Regions from separate parts of the Mus musculus genome. Here region 2 is linked to region 1. A link is a loop called in an ENCODE intact Hi-C map of the cell type or tissue named here. Cell type or tissue: heart. All regions are shown on one strand. Links, peaks and the distances in the headings refer to the core of each region. The heading gives the core; the rest is flanking DNA.

What was found. A loop is a pair of places that touch in the nucleus more often than their neighbours do. Peaks named below come from ENCODE experiments on the same cell type or tissue, not always from the same donor. Only the 100,000 strongest peaks of a DNase experiment are listed, where the experiment ranks them.
Region 2: it touches region 1 in a loop (2.1-fold over the local background); 1 of 42 quality-filtered maps calls a loop at or near these places.

The regions. Positions count from the first base shown.
Region 1 is chr1:160,042,437-160,046,826 of GRCm38, reverse strand. 4930523C07Rik (RIKEN cDNA 4930523C07 gene) reads right to left here and starts at 2,447. Exons shown (of 3, transcript NM_001162896.1): 1 at 2,074-2,447. It overlaps Gm37294 (predicted gene, 37294), which reads left to right and starts at 2,510. Exons shown (of 2, transcript NR_168324.1): 1 at 2,510-2,679. In heart, for the core only: a CTCF peak has its summit at 2,265; DNase peaks (open chromatin) are centred at 1,296, 2,226, 2,476 and 2,986; H3K4me3 peaks cover 1,774 bases; H3K27ac peaks cover 1,206 bases.
Region 2 is chr1:159,976,329-159,980,718 of GRCm38, reverse strand. Gm31493 reads left to right here. Exons shown (of 4, transcript XR_003948748.1): 4 at 3,450-4,390. Among named protein-coding and RNA genes, the nearest start is that of Gm31667, 46 kb to the left of the region's middle. In heart, for the core only: no CTCF peak of the experiment used is centred there; a DNase peak (open chromatin) is centred at 2,688; H3K27ac peaks cover 471 bases.

The DNA of each region.
Region 1 (4,390 bases), core at 109-4,108:
CTCATCCTCCTTTTTAAGTGAGGAGGTGATTCCTAGAGATTCACTCACCTAGTTAAACAGATAAGTCATGCTTGTGCTCCATTAATCCAGGATTAAGTCACAGTCTTAGGAATTCCTTTACCGGGTATCCCAGGAAAGCCTAAGCTATCTCCCTAGCCCACATCCCTCAGTGTCCATGTCCCCATGTAGCTCCCCTACTTCTCTTCTTCCCTCATCTGGCCAGTAATTCTTTCTCCAAACACAAATCTGAGAGGACCATTCCACTACCTAATAATGGCTTAGTATGCCTTGAAAGACATTCCGCTCTTGGCAGGAGAGGACAAATCCCCATTCCATGCTGCTCCTGTGTTGACTTCGGGAAAGCCTTTTCTTTGCCCACAGTACCTCTTCCCTGGGAAATGCTAGTCATATTCAAGATCTTGATTGTGCACCACTTCTGAAGTGCTGTCTTCCCAGACGACCATTGCTCCATCCTTTGTATGGTTTCACTTTTTACTATTATATAATGTACATTGCTCTGAACTGTGGTTTGTTTCCTAGTGTCTATTTGCCAGTCTGGTGGCTCTTTGAAAGTACAAACTACATCATCGCCTTAGATTCCATAGCCCTGGCACATTGCCCAACACACAGTAGGTACAGTGATGCTTAGCTAATGAGTGTGCCCCTTCCACGTTAAAACTGGTGCAGAAGCCTGCTGACTGTTTATTATCTTCTTGGGTTTGATCCTGTGGCTTTCACCTCTTTTGATTCTGTAGGCAAAATGTTGACAGTGCCCGAAATGTTGTTTTGTAATGGGCCTCTTTCCTAGAACGGTGTCATGGGTATAGAAGGGGAGGCAGAATTTCAGAAGAAGGGAGGTACCAGGCCAAGGGAAGACATATCAGACTAAGTGGTTGATAGATCTGAATTTTAGCTCAAAGCTAGGAGAGACCCTTGCAAAACTATCCTACCCATAACTATAGAATGTGAAAATTTAATTAAAAAAAATTACAAAACACAAACAAACCAGACACAGCTGCGTTTAACGCAGCAGTACCTTTCAGTTGCAGGGCTCTTTAGGTGGCGTTGATAAACTTTGTAAAAGGGTTAAGAACAAGATGCACCCGTGTCCATTTAAGACTTGTTCTTGGTCCCCAACAATACTTCAGAATGAAGATTCCCTAAAATTAGCTCCAGGTTCTCTCTCTCTTTCCAATGGTGGATGTAGCATAAAGGCTTTGGCAGGCAGGAGCTTGGAGTGGCTTGGGTGCTGCATTCCTAGCCTTCCTCATTGAGCAGACTGGGCAGAGCAGGCCTGCGGATTCTCATGGCTGGCTGGCTGGTGTTCATTAGGGCAAGCACTAGTCTTTGCTTTGGGTTCCCTTTCAGATAGGCAGGACTGGTGTTGAAAACAACAGCTATCCGGCTATCATTTACTTAACTACTGTTACACAAATCATTCCTACATAGCCCTTCAAAACAGGACCTGCTGTGTTTTCCAATCCACCTTTCTGGGTGGGAAGAAGATCAAGGACCATTTAGAGAGTTGGGAAAGTTCAGGAAAAAAAATGTGTCACACAAACTCTCTAGAGACTCAGAATGGCATACAGATCTCACTCCACCCCTTGGCTCCAGGCCACATTTTCAGTCTGGTAAGTCTTTTAGCCCCATTGAAATTATAGTTTCTTTTAGAATGAGTTTGTTTGTTTGTTTGGTTTTGTTTTGTTTTTAAATCCCAGAGGGTATGATTTTAGGAGCATCTCAAATACTGACTTTGCCCGTTTAGACAATGTCCATCTGGTCCTTTTCAAATGGCTCCTACCTGCAGCTGGTGTCAACTGGAGCTGAGAACTCCACCCCAAACTCCAGAGGAGCCCATGTGTCAGGCCAGGAGCAGAGAGAAGGTGAGAGACCTCTAGGAGGAAAGAATGAAAGCAACTGTGCAAACGGCTTCTTAGAAATAACCCCTTTATCTCACTTCTCTCAGGGGCGGATTCACTCTTCTATGGGAAAGTCCCCTTCCACAGCGGGGCAGCTCCCAAACTTATTTTGAAAACAACAGCACAAAGCGATACAGAAAGTTTTGAAACTCACCTTTGGGTCCGTTGGAAGGCTTCCCGCCGGCGGGACCGCTGGCTCTGTTCCGGTGCTCTGAAGTGACTTGGGCACAAGGGTGAGGTCTGGGTCCCTGCTCCTGCCTCTCCCTCCCACTGCCAGGTCCCGGGAGAGAGGCGGCGCTGCCGGTCAGTGGGTGCCACCAGTGTGATGTGGAGGAAAGCGCCCCCTGCGTCCCTGGCTGAGGTTTCACCGCACCCAGCTCTGCTACTGAGGTCAGGAACGCAACTTCCTGAATCTGACTGGCTGGCTCTGTCTCTCCTCAGCCCAACTCCTACCTTAAACTAGGAGGCACACGCCACAGCACACGCAGCGCGGGTGTCCTTCCTCCGGGTCTCCCGGCCAGTGTCCCCACTCCGCCCCACTGTGACGTTCTTTTGCCCCTCCGCCCCGAGCACGCCTCCTTCAGGACGCCAGAGCCAACTTTGCTCACAGACGCGCCAGTGTTCCCAGAGACGTGGGGTGTAAACTCCCAACCCTGGCCTAAGGAAAAAATAACAGCCCCGTGCTGTGGAATAAAGTCACCTTCCAGGAAAAGGGCTGGGGTGTCTAAAGGGAGAGCAATCCCCGGTGCCTCGTGACAAGGTATCTTTGTGTGTGCGCTCCATGGGAGTTACCTGGAGATGTTAGGAGCGCAGGAGGCAGGGACAACTAACTTCAAAAGTTCTCCCTTTTCATTTTATTTACTCCTTGTGAGCTTATATTCAGATCTCTTGTTTGTCTAACTCCGCCCCCAAATGTAAAGGTGGGGTGGTAGAGAGCTTGCTCAGTGCCTCCAAGGCTTCTGCAGGGAAGTTGGGAAGGTGTGATAGGCAGAAGCGGCTGTGGAGTATCTAGGGGCTTCCCCGGAATGACCTTGAGAGATCTTGCCATGATAAAGACCGGAGGTTCTACTCATTGGATTGTAGGTGTCAGGAGGGTGCGCAGCTGGTGCTTGCTTTCCAGTGGCTGGGCCTGAGCCATAGGGTCCTTCGGCCTTTGGGTGCCTGAATTAAAATGATTGGTGAAGCTAACTGTCACAACCGGGAAACAAGAGAGTTCCGGTTTACTCAAGAGAAGCCAGCTGGCTCTGGGTTGAAAGGCCAAAGAGAAAACCCAGCATTCATCCAGAAATGCCAAGGATAGTTGGTCCTGTAGTCTTCTTCCAAAGGCAGATTAAGTAGAGGTTTTCCCCCAGAAATCCCACAGAGAGAACTCGATCTAGATCTGTTGTTGTTCCTTTGAAACCGAGTCTCACTATATAGCCCCGGCAGGCCTGGAACTCACAATGTAGAAACAGGTTGGCCTCACAGAAATTTGCTGGGTTTAAGGACGTGTTTCACTATGCCCTACATAGATCTAGATTTGAATGATAATAAGAAGAGTGGTCCAAGTGATCTGTTGTGGGGGTGGGGTTGGGGGTGGGAGTAGTACGGTTAAGTGGGTAGGGCAGGGGGACGATCAGGCTCTGAAAGAAGACAGTTTTAGCAAGAGACAGCTATAGATGGATTCCACCAACAATTTAGTGGTGGATGGAAGGCTTCCATTGTGTGTCAAATCTGAAGCAGGGGTCTAGGGTCTAATGGACCAGGGAGCTGGAGGAAGACAGGCTTGGGGAATGACAGGAAACCTTAAGTGCAAACCCGGTGCGGTGATTGGAGACCGAGTCTCCCCCAGGACCTACACCGGACCTGTGTGAGATGTAATTTGCCCCCTTCCCCTGAGGATGGGGAGTAACTTTCTTCTGCAAGGTCATTGCTAATGTATAGTGGAGTTGAGATCTGAGTCTGAGTAGTTCTATCTAGTCCAGCCTATCCCTCATCACCATATCATCATCAGGAGAGAGAGTGGCTTCTATGGACAACTTCTGGGTTAACACCTGCTGAGCAGGGGGGAAGACAGTGGAAAATACTTTCCTGAACAACTTTATGGACAGGCTAGGCTGATGGTCACAATGCTTTCCAGAAACAACAACAACACAGAGAAATGAAGAACCTAAGGCAGTCACCATGAGCTCAGCACTTCAAAAACCAGATGCTTATCTGTAGGGCGGCATCCCAATGTTGTCTTAGTCCACAGGAAGACAGATCCAGAAAAAGTCTAGAACCTATCAAGTAGCAGCGACGTTGTGGCAGTCAAATCAGGGACTTACTAGATGACAAGATGCTTGGTAGGCTGTTATTGAGTTGCCAAGGCTACAGGGTCTATTGATGTTTTAACGTAATGAGTGAGCATCTGGCCAGCAGGTTTTCCTTTGGGGTGAATGACGCATCCCTTATGAGAAAACAAGTTAGAGCACCCACCTACTGTGTCTCCC
Region 2 (4,390 bases), core at 282-4,281, 66 kb after region 1:
CCAAGCATACTGTGAAACCTCCTGGCACTTCCAGGAAAATCACTGCATGCAGAGACTTTGTCTCCCCCCCCCCCCTTTATTTTTTTCTTAGAGCACATGGAAAAGTGCAGAGTCCAGCTTGATCATGAAAGGGACAGTATGACATGGTTTCCTGCCCCTGGAACAGAGCCAGCAGGGTGTAGGCCTGCTTCCAGGAGTGTTGATGGTTACTGTGGGTGTAAGACTTGTTTATATACTTGGGTTGCAGAGTTCTTTAATGGATTGCAGAAGTAACATCTTTGGTAAGCAAATGGGGATTTATCAAGTTACTTCTGGGGCTAACATTCCACAAAAATGTTTCTAGCATCCCAGTGCTTATGTGACTGCAATGTGTGTGTGTGTGTGTGTGTGTGTGTGTGTGTGTGTGTGTGCGTGCGCGCACCAGGCAATTCCCACTCTCCTTTGTATTGAGCAGTGGGACACCACAGATTTCAGGTGAGAGGTCCTGGCTTCGATGTATGACAGAGAAATAAATTTAAGAAGTAGACTTGTCTTGTAATATGCAGCTTTAGTTCCCCAAGCAGAGCTTTGTAAGGTACCTTTATCTCTTCCACAGCGTTTATCCTCCTTGGTGCCTTGTACAGGCAACTATCTTTGAGTTGCAATGAGAAGTGTTGTGAACTGGGTGACATCTACACAATAGGAATTTTCATTTGCTTCTTAATAATTACCTTTAACCTTCGCAAGGTATAATCAATGAGGGGGAGAGTGGCTGAGAGATTGTTTCTTTTCTTCATCATTCCTCATGCAAACCCAAATTTAAGTTCTTTGGAATAATAACACAGGCAGTAATTCTCTCTTCATCTTCCCTGTGCTTTTCTATTCAATCTTGGCAGCCACCATCAGAGAAATCATTAAGACACTTCCTCTCATTCCTTGACACACCTATAGTGTCAGCCTTAGCACCAGGCAGGTGTTAGATATATCAGACATTTACTTTTTATGTTTTTTAACCGTGGGGCTTCTGCATAGAGATGCTTCATCCATTTATTAGGGATACAGCTATCTTCCTCCCAGAGGATACAGTTAATGATTCATCACATCGGGGTTAGAGTTTCAGTGTATGGAGACACACAAATGCTTAGTGCTGTGCAGCCCCTTCATAAGTCTCCTCTAAACCCTGTGAGGCTTGGTGTCCAATCACTGCCATTTTACCTCCCTGTTCCCAATTTTGTTGCAAGAGCAAGGGCCAGAAGTTCTATATTTTGTATGCATTTGTAGTAGAGATGCTGAATATAAAGATGTTGTGATCCTGATGAAGATGACACTTTAGGAGTCTCTCCTGCCTGTTTGTTGTGGAAGCTCTGGAGAGGCCAGTATTGGGCTTAGCCTACATTAGGAGGAGGAAAAACCCAGGGGACTCTTGCTTGGCCCCGTTCCATCCCAGAGCTCACTAATTTTATGGAAGGTCAAGAAAGGAGGAGCTGAGCCCATGGACATCTGCCTGAAGTAATATTTTCAAATTGGTCTTTCTCCTCTAGAGGTTCATTTTCAAATTTAATTAGCTAGCTAATGATGGTAAATTATCAAAATTAATTGATGGATGCGGAAGTGCTTTGACTATACAAAAAACACTATGCATAATTTCTAGGGTAGTTAATGTCTGATCTAACTTTAAAGACTAATCTAGGAAAAGATTTTTATAGTAGTGGCAATAATACGTTTTTTAATGGCTTGAATTGAGGTCTTTTATTGGCCAGGAACATTGCCGTGGGGGAGCATCTCCTACAGTCTCTAGATTCCTACTTAGTGAGAAGTCTTCTCCTTTTGCCAGAGGCATCCCTGGAGGAAGAAGTCCGGTGAGAAATCTGTAAGCATGTCTTTATAGTCCAGAAAGTAAGACAGGAAAATAAACAAGCATTTATGGCTATCTAGGAAGATGGGGGATGTGGTGGGGAGAGGCTGAGGGGGATGGATCTGGACATAAATGAAAACTACTAGAAGGCAACTTAATATTGTGTCATCTTAGTTAAAGAAGAGTATTTGTCCCTCCCCCAGACTTATTATTTCCTTCAGAGTGGGTTTTTGGCCATGTTGATAGTACCAGGGATAGAGTCCTTTTTGTGGAGTGTGGGCATCAACTCCAGTCATAGAGCACTTGGCTGCTACCTCCATCATAACAATAAAGCCACCACTGCACAAGTGGGCACTCCTTTCCTGACAGCCTAGTCTTACAGTTTAAAGGATTCATAGCTCTCAACCACAAGTGATCTCATTAAAGATATGTTTATCACCATAGAGGTTGCAAGGTTTAGGTATTCTTATGTCCAAAGATCGAATGTATATTTTATAATATCCCACTTGTAAGAATCAGGGTACATGGGCAAAGTGATATGTTTCTTTGCTGGATACTCCAATAGTGCATCAAATCTAAGACGTTTCAACTTTTGTGACTTAAAGCTCTGTATTCACTCATCTGTACACATTAAAATGAATTGGATTTACAGCCATATTCCAGACACCAAGGCTTAGAACTCCATCTTTGACAGGCAAGAGGCCCCTTGCTTCTAGGAGTTTCTCTTCACAGATATTTCTAGGCCTTCTCTCACAGCTTTTATTAGTACATCTCAAATGTTTCCCTTGGTTTTGGGGGATCACCCTAGGGAGGCAGCAGTCTCTCACAGTTGTAATCAGGGCCTCTGCCAACAGTTCTGACAGGCAAGGTCATTAGCCAATGTGGAATGCAGTGCATTCCTTCAGCTGCCTGTGGCCTCTGGCAGGCTGCTCCCTGAGAACGCCTTTCTCTTCCCTCTTCCCACAGATCTGTTGGAACTTCTCTACCTGACTGAGCTGCTGAGCCTCTCCTTTGTCCTGTTCCCCACGCCTTCCAGAGTGATTATCAGATCTAGGATGGGTTCTGGGTATTGTCACAAACTACACTCTGCTCCTCTGAGACCTTTGATTCTCTGAATCCTAGGCTTTTGCCAGCACCAAGATCAGCTTAGCTCTGTTGATGATTCTAAACATGACAGTACTTCACTAGACAATTATATGAGCTCTTCTGAGGAGAATTCCTATCACCCAAATCCTCTCATGATTTGGGTGGGAGATCATCCACCTGCTCACTAACCCTTTAATTATATCATAAGTTTCCAGAGCTAACTCAGAGAATACCAAGAACTTTTAGATGAAACAGGGTAGGCTGTGGTGTGCTCATGTTGGTTAGAGGTTAGGAGAGGAGGGTACGTTTACTTGTTATTGACTGATATAAATAGAAAATTGTTTAGAAGGTTTTTTATCCTAACCTACTCCATGAGATGAAATAGAATCTATACCTGATATGGTTAAACTGTCCAAGAACTTGAGACTAGAGAAATTATGGACCCTATGGGAAAACATACTGCTATTACTCTGCTAAAGAAACATAGCCATAGAATGTCACTCCTAACAACATATTTCTATGCCTATAGATCAATGTCATATTCAGCCTTCATCAGAAAATGGTCTTTTTTCAATGGATGCTAAATAACACAGAGACCCACAATATTATGAGACAATGGACATTAGAGACCCTGGACATTGTGAGAGACTTTGGAACAGTCATTCCTACATGGGATGTCTTCACCAAACCTTTCCCTTCAAGGCTCAGGGATCTATGTGGAAGAGGAGGCAGAATGGTCACAAGGAGCCGGATGTGATGGATGATTCCAAGGAAACTGTCTTCCAGCTACGATAGGACTGATGCCCATAAAAACTCATGGAGATGGTGGCAGCCTGCATAAGACCTGCATGGGTCCATACCACACAAAGTTCCAGCACTGAGAAGAGGTGGACACAAAGCCCCACAGCTAACCAAGAGGCTATTTGCAGTCAATGCCTGCTAGAAAGTGTTGGGAGCCGCGCCCACATTCGCCGTTACAAGATGGCGCTGACAGCTGTGTTCTAAGTGGTAAACAAATAATCTGCGCATGTGCCGAGGGTGGTTCTTCACTCCATGTGCTCTGCCTTCCCCGTGACGTCAACTCGGCCGATGGGCTGCAGCCAATCAGGGAGTGACACGTCCTAGGCGAAGGAGAATTCTCTTTAATAGGGACGGGGTTTCGTTTTCTCTCTCTCTTGCTTCTTGCTCTCTTGCTTCTTGCACTCTGGCTCCTGAAGATGTAAGCAATAAAGCTTTGCCGCAGAAGATTCTGGTCTGTGGTGTTCTTCCTGGCCGGTCGTGAGAACGCGTCTAATAACAATTGGTGCCGAATTCCGGGACGAGAAAAAAAAAAAAAAAACTCGGGACTGGCGCAAGGAAGATCCCTCATTCCAGAACCAGAACTGCGGGTCGCGGTAATAAAGGTTCCCGTAAAGCAGACTGTTAAGAAGGATTCAACTGTATGAATTCAGAACTTTTCAGCTGGGGAAC